5 separate regions of the Homo sapiens genome follow, and all the other regions are linked to region 1. A link is a contact called in ENCODE Hi-C or POLR2A ChIA-PET data. All regions are on one chromosome and are shown on one strand. The core of a region is the stretch at or near the end of the contact, and the rest is flanking DNA. Distances in the headings are between cores, read along the strand shown.

Evidence for each region. Hi-C counts contacts between places; a loop is a spot of excess contacts on that map. ChIA-PET counts read pairs that join two places held with the same protein, here RNA polymerase II (POLR2A). Pooled maps may share reads with other maps.
Region 2: a pooled map shows a loop between it and region 1 (7-fold over the local background). The contact joins the promoter of PUDP here to the promoter of PRKX in region 1. A Hi-C loop is called at or near these places in 1 of 37 single-sample maps with no recorded cell type and 8 of 50 pooled maps. POLR2A ChIA-PET finds 5 or more read pairs at or near these places in 1 of 52 experiments (T-cell).
Region 3: a pooled map shows a loop between it and region 1 (19-fold over the local background). The contact joins the promoter of GTPBP6 here to the promoter of PRKX in region 1. A Hi-C loop is called at or near these places in 2 of 37 single-sample maps with no recorded cell type and 7 of 50 pooled maps.
Region 4: a loop to region 1 is called in a map of CD4-positive, alpha-beta T cell, with 16 times the contacts of the local background. The contact joins the promoter of PPP2R3B here to the promoter of PRKX in region 1. A Hi-C loop is called at or near these places in 1 of 168 maps with a recorded cell type or tissue (CD4-positive, alpha-beta T cell), 5 of 37 single-sample maps with no recorded cell type and 8 of 50 pooled maps.
Region 5: a map with no recorded cell type shows a loop between it and region 1 (16-fold over the local background). The contact joins the promoter of PNPLA4 here to the promoter of PRKX in region 1. A Hi-C loop is called at or near these places in 3 of 37 single-sample maps with no recorded cell type and 7 of 50 pooled maps. POLR2A ChIA-PET finds 5 or more read pairs at or near these places in 1 of 52 experiments (K562).

Annotation. Positions count from the first base shown.
Region 1 is chrX:3,712,236-3,714,940 of GRCh38, reverse strand. It overlaps PRKX (protein kinase cAMP-dependent X-linked catalytic subunit), which reads left to right and starts at 1,292. Exons shown (of 9, transcript NM_005044.5): 1 at 1,292-1,853. The coding sequence starts at 1,688. RefSeq lists enhancers at 1-27, 2,359-2,668 and silencers at 989-1,718, 1,739-1,868, 1,909-2,188.
Region 2 is chrX:7,146,840-7,149,563 of GRCh38, reverse strand. PUDP (pseudouridine 5'-phosphatase) reads left to right here and starts at 1,411. Exons shown (of 4, transcript NM_012080.5): 1 at 1,411-1,511. The coding sequence starts at 1,451. STS (steroid sulfatase) reads right to left here and starts at 1,852. Exons shown (of 11, transcript NM_001320752.2): 1 at 1,481-1,852. MIR4767 (microRNA 4767) reads right to left here and starts at 1,704; the gene lies at 1,627-1,704. RefSeq lists an enhancer at 932-981 and a silencer at 1,172-1,891.
Region 3 is chrX:317,467-320,166 of GRCh38, reverse strand. It overlaps GTPBP6 (GTP binding protein 6 (putative)), which reads left to right and starts at 1,371. Exons shown (of 10, transcript NM_012227.4): 1 at 1,371-1,728. The coding sequence starts at 1,380. It overlaps LINC00685 (long intergenic non-protein coding RNA 685), which reads right to left and starts at 1,022. Exons shown (of 1, transcript NR_027232.1): 1 at 1-1,022.
Region 4 is chrX:385,526-388,225 of GRCh38, reverse strand. It overlaps PPP2R3B (protein phosphatase 2 regulatory subunit B''beta), which reads left to right and starts at 1,319. Exons shown (of 13, transcript NM_013239.5): 1 at 1,319-1,858. The coding sequence starts at 1,535.
Region 5 is chrX:7,926,038-7,928,835 of GRCh38, reverse strand. PNPLA4 (patatin like domain 4, phospholipase and triacylglycerol lipase) reads left to right here and starts at 1,423. Exons shown (of 7, transcript NM_004650.3): 1 at 1,423-1,550; 2 at 2,704-2,798. The coding sequence starts at 2,717. LOC107985675 (a long non-coding RNA gene) reads right to left here and starts at 1,336. Exons shown (of 5, transcript XR_001755784.2): 1 at 1-1,336. RefSeq lists enhancers at 816-895, 1,236-1,285, 1,306-1,545, 1,776-2,005, 2,668-2,717 and a silencer at 2,694-2,798.

The DNA.
Region 1 (2,705 bases), core at 43-2,542:
CGCTTTGGCTCTCGGAAAGCCCCCCTGACCTGCGGACTGAGGGACTGGAGACCCCCTCCAATCGCAGAATCGCTGAGATCCCTCAAAACAAAGGCGTTTGCAGTTTGACCCCTTGCTGCTCAAACTGTGGTCGGCGAACCGGCAGCCTGGGCCGCCCTGGTCGCGGGTCAGGGGCGCAGCGTCCAGGCCGTGCCAGGCCCGCAAGTTAAGCACTGTCTGCATTTCCCTGGGGAAAGGGGTGACCAAATATCTAGCTATATTTGCATTTCAAATCCACACGGATATGGGTTTTAAATATAAGTATGTCCAACTATTGCCTGAGCCACACTTAAGCCAGGAAAAAAAAATCTTTGGGGTTTCTGAAATTGAAATGCCTCTGCACAATTCTTTATAGGGTTGTCGCCGGGGTGTTTGAAACAGTGACCAATCAAGTTTCACGCACTACATTTGGTCGGGCGATCTCTCAAATCTGTCTTTCCCTAGTTTTTTAAAGGAATGTTTATTTGTAAAGAATTCTAGATCCACAGGAAGCTGCAAAGAAACGCACAGGGTCGAGCCCGCCCTTCCCCGCCCCTTCCAAGTAGAAATCTAGAATCACCAGAGTCCTACAGCAAAACCAGGACGCTGAACTCATCCCGAAGACCCGGCAGCCCCTCTTGGGGATCCGCCCTCATTCCAAATTCTCTCAGGTCCCAAACAAGCACCCGCAGGAGTACTGAACTTTTTGGGGGGAGGGCAGAGGGGATCTGTATGCAGATTGCCAGCTGAGCAATCCTATTTTCTATGACTTAAAGCCAATCAGAGGCTGGGCGTGGTGGCTTATACCTGTAGTCCCAGCACTTTGGGAGAACGAGGCAGGCGGTTCACTTGTGCTCAGGAGTTCCAGACCAGCCTGGCCAACATGGTGAAACCCTGTCTCTACTGAGAAAATACAAAAATTAGCCGGGCTAATCCGAGCCCCTCTCTTCACCAAACGCCAGTTTCACTTTTTAGTTTTGAACTTCACTTCTGCTGAGCTACGCCCTCCCTGTCCCCGGGCCCCCTCGCCTCCCCATCTTCCGGGCTTGGGTGCAGCGACGCGGGTGGCCCGCCAGTGCGTCCCCGAGGAGAAGTCAGCCTGGGTCCCACCCCAGGGGTGCCCCGGGCGCGGAGGGGGCGTGGGCACCTCCCCAGCGCCGCACGCCCGGGTCTCCGGCTCCTGGGCTGGGTCGGGGCGGGGGCGGAGCGCGCGCGAAGGCGACGCCCCCAGCCCCGCGGCCGGGTTAGGGCGGGGAGAGGCGCGGTCACGCCCAGGCGGCTTCCGCCCGCCCCAACAGCGCGCACGCGGCTACCGAGCTGGAGGAGGCGGCGGGCGCGAGACCCGGAATGCGCAGGGCCCCCGCCTCGCCCCCCCCAGCCCGGGCCGCGGCCCCCGCCTTCCCCGCAGTCGTCCCGCACTCGGTGCCCGCCCCCCGAGGCCGGCGGCTGCTCCCACTCGGGGCCGTTGCTGCTTGTGCCGTGAGCGCCGCCCAGCCATTGTCCCCGTCGCTCCGTCAGCCGCGCCGGACCGCGCACCAGGAGGCGAGAGCGCGCATGGGGAGCCTCTGTTGATGCCGCCGCCGCGCCGCCCTCCGAGGCTGCGTCCCGGGAAGCCCGGCTCCCCGAGCGCTCCGGCCTGGCCCGGTGCCCCGGACCTGAGTGCGTCCCCATGGAGGCGCCCGGGCTGGCCCAGGCGGCCGCGGCGGAGAGCGACTCCCGCAAGGTGGCGGAGGAGACCCCCGACGGGGCGCCCGCGCTCTGCCCCAGCCCTGAGGCGCTGTCGCCGGAGCCGCCTGTGTACAGCCTGCAGGACTTTGACACGCTGGCCACCGTGGGTGAGTGAGTGCGGGCGGGGACTCGGCCCACAGGGGCGCGCGGCGTGGCCGGGACGTTGTAGTAGGACAAAGGGCCCTGGGTGCCGACCTCCTGGGGAGGGCCCTGACCCGCTACTTCGGCTCGGAGTCCCCGTGCGGGGCTGCACCTGCGCCCCGGGTCTTCCCGGGTGGAGCGCACTCCCCAGCCCCCCAGCCCAGGCAAGTACCCCCGACCGGCCGGGTGCCTAACCTGAAATGCCGACGGCTCCTCTCGGAGACCACCCTCCACCCCCAGCACACACAGCACTCTGGGGCCTGGGCCGTCCGACGTCACAAAACCTCCTGCGGGTCACCTCGCCTGGGGGACCTCGTGCTCCCTCCCTGGCAGCGGCCCCAGGGACACTGGCGCGGGGTGCGAAGACCCCTGCAGGCCTCCCCTAGGCCAGCCTCCCTGTGTGCCCAGAGGCAGGGAATGTACAGATTTCTCCAGGGGCTGCAGGAGCAGCTGGGCTGTGGGGGACAGGTGTCCCGGGGCGCTGTGGGGACGAGGACGGCAGCGCTGGGGACGGATCCTAACATGTCCTGACACCGCCTGTGCTCTTCGTCTTGTGCCTCTGAAATGGGTAATTCTTGTATCGGACGCTTTATCCGTTTCCTTTGTCCTCTGTCTTTGAACTTAACCCCGAATGGGCAGCTTGACAGAGAGGTTTCGAGTTCTCGGTGCTCTTGCATCCGGACACGCGCTGCTTTATGGAGCAGCCCTGAGTGGGTCAGAATATCCCAACTGAACGTGGGCGCTGGATTTAAACAGTTGTCATCGGCCCGCCTGTGCCACTTAGGGACTCCGTATGGCTAAGTGGGGTGTTGGCTGTC
Region 2 (2,724 bases), core at 162-2,661, 3.4 Mb before region 1:
TAATTTGCTCATAAATTGCCTTCTCTGAAATCCCGTGTCCTCAAAGGGAAATCACGATTGCATTAAATGGGGGAAGCTCTCTTATAGTACCACCTCTAAGAACACATAATTTTATTGACTATATATTATGCACTGGTACTAAGGGCTTGGCCTGCCTCACCTCCTTTATCACCTCCATTTTACCCAGGAGGAAACAGACACAGGTGCACTTTGTCTATCATAGATAATAATTCTTGCTGAATCCAGGCATGCCCCTGTCCACTATGTCTGCACTAAACTAGAAATACACTCTCATGTTTACACCTTTTTTTTTTTGTCTTTTTCCCCTTTTGTGGAGAACAGGGTCTCGCTATATTGCCCAGGCAGTTCTTAAACTTCTGGGCTCAAACTATTCCCCCAACTCCCACTTCTGCCTCCCTAAGTACTGGGATTACAGGTGTGGGCCACTGCGCCCAGCACACCCTCACGTTTTTAAAGTCTTGAAATTCTCCTATTTCCGCTTCTCAAAAGGTCCAATCCTTTTCCTTAAACGTGAATATACCACATAAACGAACACGAAATAGAAACAGGGACAAAAAAGTATTTTTTTGACGATGGCAAACGGGAAAAAAAAAAAAGAAAGCTGTTTAGGTGGCATTTGAAAAGTTAAAAAAGAAAGAAAACTCAGAGCAGCCCAAAAGACAGATGATACCTAAGAAGGCACAACCAGCAAGACATGTTGACTGTTAGTATTATTTCAGCATCCTCCTTGAGCAGCTTGGCTTTGCTCTGGGACAATGCACCAGCCTGGGATGCTCAGAGATGCAGGCACGGAGGTTGTGCAGCCTCTCCGCACACTGCGCATGCGCGGCTGCCGGTTCAAGTCGCGGTCCAGGACCGCAAGGAGGCGGGCAAGCGAAACTGAGAAAAACCCACCCACGGTCCAGGGACTGGGGGCTCGGGCGAACCCACCCAGGGACCTCCTGACCAAGGCCATTTGTCTGCAACCTGATGGCTAGAAGTGATACCACCCTGAGCATCTTCAATCCCCTTTCCCCACTCTACAGCCCCTTGTACTGTCCCTCCTTCCTCATTCACACCCCTGATCCAAACTCAAGCACTGAATTTGTCCCCAGACGAGGGCCTCGGCTCTGCGCGGCCGCTGGCTGAGTAGCTTGGCCCGATTCCGGGTGTGAAGTGAGGAGGAATTGATGCGGGTAAACATACAGCGCCGGCCCGCGCCGCATCCCGGGTCTGCAGCTACAGCTGCGGCGAAAGCCCAAGGTGCGCGTGCGCGGAGCGCCACTAGGCAGCCCAGGACGCGCGGGCTCGGAGCCGGGCGAGGGGCCGCGGAAGGCGCGTGCGCAGAGCGACCCCGGGCGCGCGAGAAGGTCCTCAGTGCGCGTGCGCGGGGCGGGCGGGTGCGCGCGCACTTCCTCCTCGCCCCCACCCAGACCCAGAAGGCGCCACCATGGCGGCGCCCCCGCAGCCCGTCACCCACCTCATCTTTGACATGGACGGACTTCTTCTGGGTGGGTAGTGTGCAGCCGCCGCCTCCAGTAAGGGCGGTCTTGTGTGGGCGTGGGGACGGTCGGCGCGGGGTACGTCACGGCCTGGGGGCCGCGGCGGGGCGGTGTTCATGCAGGGACGCTCGGGCTCCCGCGCGCTCTGCCCCCGGCTGGCCCCGAAGTCGGGCGGCGGCCAGGAGCGCCCGCGGGCCCATGTCCGGGCTGGCGGGCGCGCGTGGCCGCGGCGTCTACGCGGCCCCAGCACCCGCTTCCGGTCGGCGGCCCGCGCGTGGGGCCGGAGCACGTGGGAGCAGTCCCTGGGGTCCACCGGGCGGGCGCGCGGCTCCGCGTCCTCTCCTCAGAGCGAGGCGCGGCGGGACCTCCGCGCTCTCTTTTCGGTTACGCATGCGTGCGACCTTGAGCGGTGCCCAGCCTCAGCTTCCCCGTCTGCAAAGTAGCCTGGAGGATACTTGCCTGCCTGCTCCAAGGTTGCTGCTGTGGGCGCACTTTGATGGTAGCATCCTGCATGGTAGCGGTTCTCTACCTGGCGGTTTTGCAGCCCTGAGGGCATCTGGCAATGGCGATGTCAGGAGACATTTTGGCTGTCACAGCTGGCGAGGAGTGATGGGGTCACTGGCATCTAGTGGAGTCCAGACCAGTGATACTGTTAAACTTCCCGCAGTGCACAGGAGTGCCCTATGCAACCATAAGGAATTATCCCGCGCCGTCAACAGTGTAGAGGCACAGAAGGTCCGTCAAGTGGCCTGGCTGCCTAGGGTGACCAGCACCGGGGACATCACCTGTGGGCTACTTGTAAATGTAGAAGCTGGGGCCCCACCCTACCCCTGCCCAATCAGAATCTGCATTTTAAGCGCGTGAACGTTTGAGAACAGCTGCTCTATCAATCCGAGGCATTAAGAAACCCTTGGCAGTGTACTAAGGTAGTCAGTCTTAGCACATGTGAACTTCACCAGCCAAGAGGAATTCAAGTAGAATTCAAAGAATAAAACCCTGTTTTTAACTCAAGACAGAACTATGCTGAGCTCTACCGAAAGCCTTGACACAGTTAACACTATGACACATAATCACCAGGAGGCTTCATATATCTATAAACATGTCTGCATACTCTTTGTAGACAGCTGACCTGCTTGGTTACGTATATCATTCCTTCATTTCAAAACCCTGCAAGTTAGGAGGAAGTATTTGCATGTCACTAATTAAAAAAAAAAAAAAAAAA
Region 3 (2,700 bases), core at 122-2,621, 3.4 Mb after region 1:
CTCGAGGCCCACGGCAGACATGAAGACCCCTGGGAGGCGTCCGGGACCCCCAGGACTGAATTTGAGGCCCCCAGGCAGACGTGGGGGCCCCTGGGCGGTGGTCAGGACGCCTGGGGCTGGACCCAACCCCCAAGGCAGACGAGGAGAACCCCCGGGCGGCATCCGGGCCCCCCAGGGCTGGACTCAAGCCCCCAAGGCTAGACGTGGGGACCCACCTGGGCGGCGACCGGGACCCCCAGAGCAGGTCTCAAGCCCCAAAGGCAGACGTGGGGGCTCCTCGGCGACGTCCAGGACCCCCAGGGCTGGACTCAAGCCCCCAAGGCTAGACACGGTGACTCCGGGGTGGCGTCCGAGACTCCCACGGGGGAACTCCAGTCTCCAAGGTAGACGTGAGGACCCCCGGGCGGCATCGGGGACCCCCAGGGCGGGACTCGAGCCCCCAAGGCAGACGCGGGGATGCCGAGGCGGCGTCCAGGACCCCCAGGGCGGGACTCGGGCCCCCAAGGCAGACGCGGGGACGCCGAGGCGGCGTCCAGGACCCCCATGGCTGGACTCGAGCCCCCAAAGCAGACATGGGGACCCCCTGGGTGGCGTCCGGGACCCTGAGAGCTGGACTCGAGCCCCCAGGGCAGACGTGGGGACTCCGGGGCAGCTTCCGGGGCCCCCACGGCGGCTCTCCAGGTTCCAGGGCAGACGTGGAGACCCCTGGGCGACGTCACGGACGCCCAGGGCGGGACTCGAGCCCCCAAGGCAGACGTAGGGACCCCTGGGCGCCGTTCTCGATCCCCGGGGCTGGAGTCAAGCCCCCGAGGCGGCGTTCCGGACTCTCGCAATCAGACTTGGACTCCACCCAGCGCGGAACGGGGTAGGACGGGAGCGAGGACGAGGTGAGTGAAGGCAGCGCTGCCGCCGCCGCCGCCGCCGCCGAGGCTCGGGGTCCTGGCGCCTACCGGGCCGGCGGCTGCACCGCGGGATGGGTCTGCCAGGAGCCGCCCACGCCGAACAAGAAGCGGCCCGGTCCCGCCTCCCCCGCCGGCAGCGCGTGCCAATCACCAGCACCTGATGCGGGGCGACCAATGAGGAGCACGCCCTGCCGGGGCGCGGCGCTAGGGAGCCCGCCCCGGCCGCACGCCAATCACCAGCACGTGACAAGGGATGACCAATGAGGATCACGCCCTATGCTGCGGAGAGGCGCTGGTGAGCACGCCCCAGCTGCACGCCAATCACTAGCACGTGACGCCGGATGACCAATGAGGAGCACGGCCTGTGCCGGGGAGAGGCGCTGGTGAGCCAGCCCCGGCCGCACGCCAATCACGAGCACGTGATGAGGAGCGGCCTGTGGGCAGCCCCCGCCCCAACGTTCAGCCTCCAGACGCGCCATGTGGGCCCTGCGGGCCGCCGTACGCCCGGGGCTGCGGCTCTCCCGCGTGGGCCGCGGCCGCTCGGCTCCGCGGGCAGCCGCGCCGTCCTGCCCCGCGCGCGCGCTAGCCGCTGTCGGCCGCAGGAGCCCCGGGAATCTGGAGGGGCCGTGGGGCGGAGGGCGGGGCCTGCGGGCGGACGGCGGCCGAAGCCGCACGGGAGACGACGAGGAGGAGCCGGAAGATGCGGACGAGAACGCCGAGGAGGAGCTGCTGCGGGGAGAGCCTCTGCTGCCGGCGGGGACCCAGCGCGTGTGTCTGGTTCACCCTGACGTCAAGTGGGGCCCGGGGAAGTCGCAGATGACTCGAGGTGACCGCGGCAGGGCTTTCGGGGGAGAAACAGGAGCTGGAGACCTGGGGGCGGGGCTCTGAGGGGAGGGGGCTCATAGGTGGAGATTCAGGGGCGGGGCTCTGAAGGGACGATCTCATAGGTGGAGATTCAGGGGCGGGGTTCTGTGGGGAGAATCTCATAGGTGGAGGCGCAAGGGCGGGGCTCTGCAGGAAGGATTTCATAGGTGGAGATTCAGGGGCGGGACTCGGGAGAATCATAGCTGGCGATGCAAGGGCGGGGCTCTGGGGAGGCTCATAGGTAGAGATTCAGGGACGGGGCTCTGACCTGAGAATCTCATAGGTGGAGACCCAGGGCGGGGCTTTGAGGGGAAGAGCTCAGGTGGCGACGTAGGGGCGGGGCTTCAGGGGGCCAGGCTCTAAGGAGAGGGTCTGATGGTTGGAGATGCCAGGGCGTGGCGCTGAGGGGCGGGGCTCTGAGGGGAAGAGCTTATGGATGGTGATGCGGGGGCGGGGCTCTGAAGGGAGGATCTCATAGGTGGAGGTGCATGGGTGGGGTTCGGGGGAGGAGCCCATGGGTGAAAGGGCGGGGCTTATGGGGAAGAGGGGAGGATATCATTGGTGGAGGTGCGTGGGCGGGGCTTCGGGGGAGGGGCCTATGGGGTAAAAGTGCGGGGGCGGAGCTTATGGGGTGGAGTCCGTGGGATGGGGTGGGGCCCGTGGGGTCCGTGGGGTGGGGTGGGGTGGGGTGGGGTGGGGTGGGGTTGGGTGGGCCGGGGCGGTTCTCGCCGATGGGACCTACGTTTCTCTTGCTCTGGGTTAGAGGTAGGCACGGTGTGTTTGAGGTCAGGGAAGGGAGGGCGTCCAGCGGACCAATCTGTGTCTAGTCCCACCCCCCACCCCCCAGGAGGAAATGCAAATGAATAAGTCGCTGCACGTGTCAGAGTCTCATAAAGGTTGATTTTTCCCTTGGAAGCTCCTGTAGTCGATGAGT
Region 4 (2,700 bases), core at 70-2,569, 3.3 Mb after region 1:
AAAAAAGAGTTATTTTTTTTTTTTTTGAGACAAAGTCTGGCTCTGTCGCCCAGGCTGGAGTGCAATGGTGTGATCTCAGCTCACTGCAACCTCCACCTCCTGGGTTCAAGCAATTCTCCCGCCACAGCCTCCCGAGTAGCTGGGACTACAGGCACACGCTACTATGCCCGGCTAATTTTTCTATTTTTAGTAGAGATGGTGGGGGCGGTTTCACTATGCTGGCCAGGCTGGTCTCGAACTCCTGACTTCGTGATCTGCCCGCTTCAGCCTCCCAAAGTGCCGGGATTACAGACTTGAGCCACCGCGCCCGGCCAAGGGTTACTTATTGAGTCTGGCTCGATTTATGCAGCTCAGAAGTAGGAGAACCTGGCTCATAAAAGACCTTGAAATTACTCTCTAACAGGGTGCAACACCAGGTGAAACCCTATTTTGATAAAAAATGAATAAAAAGCGGGGCAAGATGTAAAGGAAACAGGTGCATGTGTGCCAGACAGATGATAATGCAGTGTTTTTATGGATACTGTTAAAAGCAGAAACAAAAACGACCATTGGGTAAAGTTATTTAACTAATGTCACCTCCCTGGACGTGGATGATTTTTGCAATTTTCAACGCACTTCACGCTCATCCCTGAACACCAACGTTTAAAGGGGTCCAACTCCTCCAACCTGTCTCTACTGTTTGATAAGCAAAGCTAAAGTAAACGGGGCCCTTTGGGTCCCAGGTAGCCCGCTGTTATTGAAAAGTTTGATCTTTTCCTCGCGCGCTCCCGTAGGACGCACGCTCGCTCCCGAGCTCGGCGGGCGCGCACCCCGCATGCTCGCTCGTTCCCGGTGCCTCCCACTGCGCAGGCGCACTCCCGTCCTCCAGCCCCACCCGCTCACACACCTCCCAGCCTCTGGCTTGCGCCCCGCGGGCAGCCATTGCGCACGCTCACCCGACCGGCCTCCCGAACTCCGCTCCTCCACCGCTATGCACGGCGCATGCTCCATGCGGAGGTTCCACCCTCTCCTCGCTCTGGCAGGCACGCATTGCGCATGCTCGCATTTCCGCAGCTCTAGGACTGCCACGCCGCCATGGGCCGCGCCTCTAAAAATCCTAAACGCAGAAAGAGCTCGGGCGGTACGGCCGCCACAGCCCCTCCCTCGTCCTCACCGCAGCCGCTCGGCCCCACCAAAGCCTCCTGCAAAAGCTCCGAGGGCCGCGGGGCGCGCGTGGCTAGCGGCGGCGTCGCCTCGTGATGACATCGTCGCGATGACGCGACGCAGTGACGTGAACGCGGGCGCCCTTGTTTGGGAGCGCGGCCGGCGCGCCCGTTTTGAAGCTGCCCTGAGCAGCGCGGGCCGGACCGCGCCCCCTCCTCGGTCCCCGCGCCCCGCGAGTCCGCGCAGTTCCCGAGGCGCGGGCCCTGTTCCCTGCGCCGCGCCCCCTCAGCGGGCCGTGCTCGCATCACCGAGGTCGGTCCGGGGCGGACCGAAGCCCCCGGGGCGGGGCGGGGCGCGGGCGTCCGGGGGCGCCGCGGGCCCAGCCCCCGCCATGCCGCCCGGCAAAGTGCTGCAGCCGGTCCTGAAGATGAAGGTGGACGAGCTGTTCCTGTACTGGCTCAGCGAGGCCAGCACGCAGCGGATGCTGCAGGACTGCCTGCGCCGGATCAAGGCGCCCGGGCGGGACCAGCCGACCCCGGGGGACGGGGAGCAGCCCGGGGCCTGGCCCACAGCCCCGCTCGCCGCCCCCCGGCCCAGCGGGCTCGAACCCCCGGGAACCCCCGGGCCGGGCCCTGCGCTGCCCCTGGGCGCCGCCTCCAGCCCCAGGAACGCGCCCCACGTTCGAGGCACCCGTAGATCCGCAGGGACGAGAGTAGTAAGTTACTCTTCCTTCTGCTAACAACTGCGCAGGTGGCTCTGGTCGCATAGTGGGCGTGTGGCTGCGCGATGGAGGCTGGTGGGCGAGCGTCAGACCCCAAAACGGTTTCATATTGAGTCTGTTCCCCGCCCCGACCCCCCCCACCACACACATACAGACAAGAAAGTCCCACGTACTGAACATTCCGTCATTGACAGTTGTTAACCTAAAAATCACACAATTTATAAAGGTAGAAAGGCTTCCTATTTTATTTTATTTTATTATTTTAATTTGTTTTAATTTTGAGACAGAGTTTTGCTCTGTTGCCCAGGCTGGAGTACGATGGCGCGATCTTGGCTCACTGCAACCTCTGCCTCCCAGGTTCAAGCGATTCTCCTGCCTCAGGCTCCCGAGGAGCTGGGACTTACAGGCACGTGCCACCACGCCTGGCTGATGTTGTATTTTTAGTAGAGACTGGGTTTCCCCCATGTGGGCCAGGCTGGTCTCGAACTCCTGACCTCAAGTGATCCTCCCGCCTTGGCCTCCCAAAGTGCTGGGATTTCAGACGTGAGTCACTGCGCCTGGTCCGTTTTTTATTTATTTTACAATTCTTTGGAGACAGGGTCTTGCTCTGTCTCCTAGGCTGGAGTGCAGTGGCGCAAACACAGTTGGACTTCCTGCCTCAGCCTCCCCAGTAGCTGGGATTACAGGCGTGCACCATCACGCCAGGCTAATTTTTGTTTATTTATTTATTTATTTATTTTTGCAGAGACGAGGTCTTGCTATGTTACCTAGAGTGCTCTGGAATTCCTGGGTCCAAGCAATCCTCCCGCTTCGGCCTCCCAAAATCCCACTGTATT
Region 5 (2,798 bases), core at 174-2,673, 4.2 Mb before region 1:
TCAATATGTGAATTTTGGAGGTATACATGCAAACAATAACACCACCAAAGGAGTTAGACCACTGCTTCAGGATTCTGTTAAAACGCAGATGCCGACTCAGATCAGAGATGGGACCTGGGATCCTTCCTTTCTCATGAGCTTCCTGGAAGATGCAGTTCTGGGGAGGATCACACTCGACCTTAAAGAGCTAGAAGATTGTGGAAGGTTTAAGGACTGGAGTGTGTCCTGTATTTTCCTAATGTACGTTGTGCCTTCCCTTCACTAAATTCCGGTAGAGGTAAAGAATTCTGAGTAATGCAGTCATTCTACGATAAGGCAATAAGGTGTTTCAGGATCAATTTTCTCTAAAGAATAGTTATGTGAATTAAAAACATCTTCCCTAATCGTCACATCAAGGACTCACAGGTGTTGTTGGCCAGAGACGATACACCAAAACAGAAAGAAAAAGCCCAAACCAGAGGCAATTTGGAGAGCTCCACCCCTCCTCCCTGTTTTGTCTAAGGTAGAGACATTCTCGCAGACGCTCCTTTGTAGCCTCAGAGAAAGTAAATCTCTGCCCTTAAACTAGGGGACCTGGAGAGCCTTCAATCACGAAGTCAGGGATTCCTCCAGGCTTGGTTATTAGGATTAGATAAGGAAAACACCGTTTGGGGAGAGAAAGAATTATCAGAGTCCTTTAAATCTTGGTGGGCATGGCAGGCATCTTGGCGGTCGTTGAAGCTGCTTAAGTCTGAGCCAAAGGTGCCAGAGGACAAAACAGCCACCTGCTCACGGCCCCCTATGTGGAAAAAGCTTTCCAATTTAGCTCTCTCATTTTAGCATCTCAATCTGCACATAAGGCACGCGGGAAACTCAGAGAGGTTATGCTACCTGCTCAAGGTCACACAGCCTAAGGTCAACTGAGGATATGAAAGTTCCCCAGAGTCATAGTCCAGCTTTTCCTTTAGATAGCACTTCTTAAAAAAACCAAAGGCACGCCTTGAAAAGCTGCGGGATGTCCAGCCCCAAAATAGCCGCTGGAGTTGGCCCCTAGGGGCAGCTGGACCGCCCAGGCGGGCGAAAGGGTGGAGAGGGAGAAGAACCACTTCCGGGAAACAGACGCGAAGAGGGTAAGGCACTTCCGGGGCACAGAAAATGAGGATTATTAAAGGTCAGTTGCTCGCAGGTAAGGGCCAAGTAGCGTTAAAAGACACGTAAGGATTACAACGCCTCTCTAGGGTGTGGGTTAAAATGTCTCTCTAGGTACTCGAAGATAACATGACTCTAAACGAGGAATCCTTGCCTGCGCTGGAGGACGCTCCGGTCTAGCGGCCAGGTTGAGTCCAGAAGTTTAAATAGAGCAGGCGGGGCCTAGCGGGCGCCTTCGTCGGCGCGATGACGTCACATACCTGCGCGGGAGGCGGTACCAACCCCTGCCGCAGGACTTTCCTGGGCCGGCTCGCGGAGAGCGTAGCGCGGCCTTGGTGGCGGAATGGCGTTGAGTGACGGCCCGGCCCCGCCATCTGGTTAAAGGGACTCGTTCAACACGGAAGTGTCCCGGGGCTGCATTGGTACGGAGCCCTGGGGCCCAGCAAGGGTGTGCTCCTGCGGGACTGATGCGGGGACCACCCCGGCCCTGCCGGCCTCCAAGCCGCGGGAGGGCACTGAGCCTGTGCTGGCTGGGCCTGGCCGCCTGGTTGCTACACACCCAACCCCCTTCCCGTCCCCATTTGCAGAAGTGGAATCAAAACTGGGGCTTGACCCCGGATCGATGACTGGGACTCAGCCTACGCGGACGCCAGCGCAGCCTGCGGCGGCCGAGCCACCTGCCCTCACAGGGCCTGGCCGGGTGCATCAGGAACAGGCGGTCTTAGGTCCCTAAATTCGAGGCCCTGTAATGTGCCTCATCTTGGGGTCCCTGAATGGGGCCCTTGGGCCCCCAAGGAAACCCTGAGACCTTCAGAATGGACAGCCTTGTGGAGGCACAATTTCATTCACTTGGGCAAATTGTGCGCACTGAGGCATAGGAAAACATGTAATTTTGTATTTAGATGTGTTCCAAGTATAAAGTGGCGTGGCTGACATTTCATAGAGCCTTAAATTGCCTTCACCAGGCATGACCTCAGTTTGTGTTGAGATACTTGGCAAAGAAATGTATTGCATTGTTGAGTGATTGCTTATTGCGTTACTGAGTAATTGTATTGGCGTTCATAAAAGCATGGGTGCTCACAATAGAAATTGGGAAGGGGAGTAGGGAACTGTATTTGAAATCTTCTGATACACTTACCAAGAACAAATGTATTGTTCATTTGGAATTTGATACGGTCTCTAATAATTTTCTGTTTCATAATGGTAGTGCCGCCCCCACCCGCAAAACGTTTCAAAGGGTCAAGAGAAAAGACCAAATGCCCTTGTCAACTGGAATTTATACGTCTGTTTCCTGCCAAGTAATTAAATCGTAGATTCATAATCTATGTACCGAATAAATGTGGAATGTTTTTGTTTTGTTTTGTTTTAATGTATAAGACTTGGGTCAAGGTGAGGAGGGAAAGAAAGGGTTTCCTTGAAAGATTCTTGTGTTTAATTAGAATTAATTGAAACCACTGTGCTTAAAACAGAGAATGATGTTAGAAGAAAGCCTTGGAACGATGATCAACATAAGACTACACAGTATGTGGGATAAACTATTCCAACTTACAGCATTTTTGTTTTTTGTATTGCCAGTGCTACAGCTAGAATGAAGCACATCAACCTATCATTTGCAGCGTGTGGATTTCTGGGCATTTACCACTTGGGGGCAGCATCTGCACTTTGCAGAC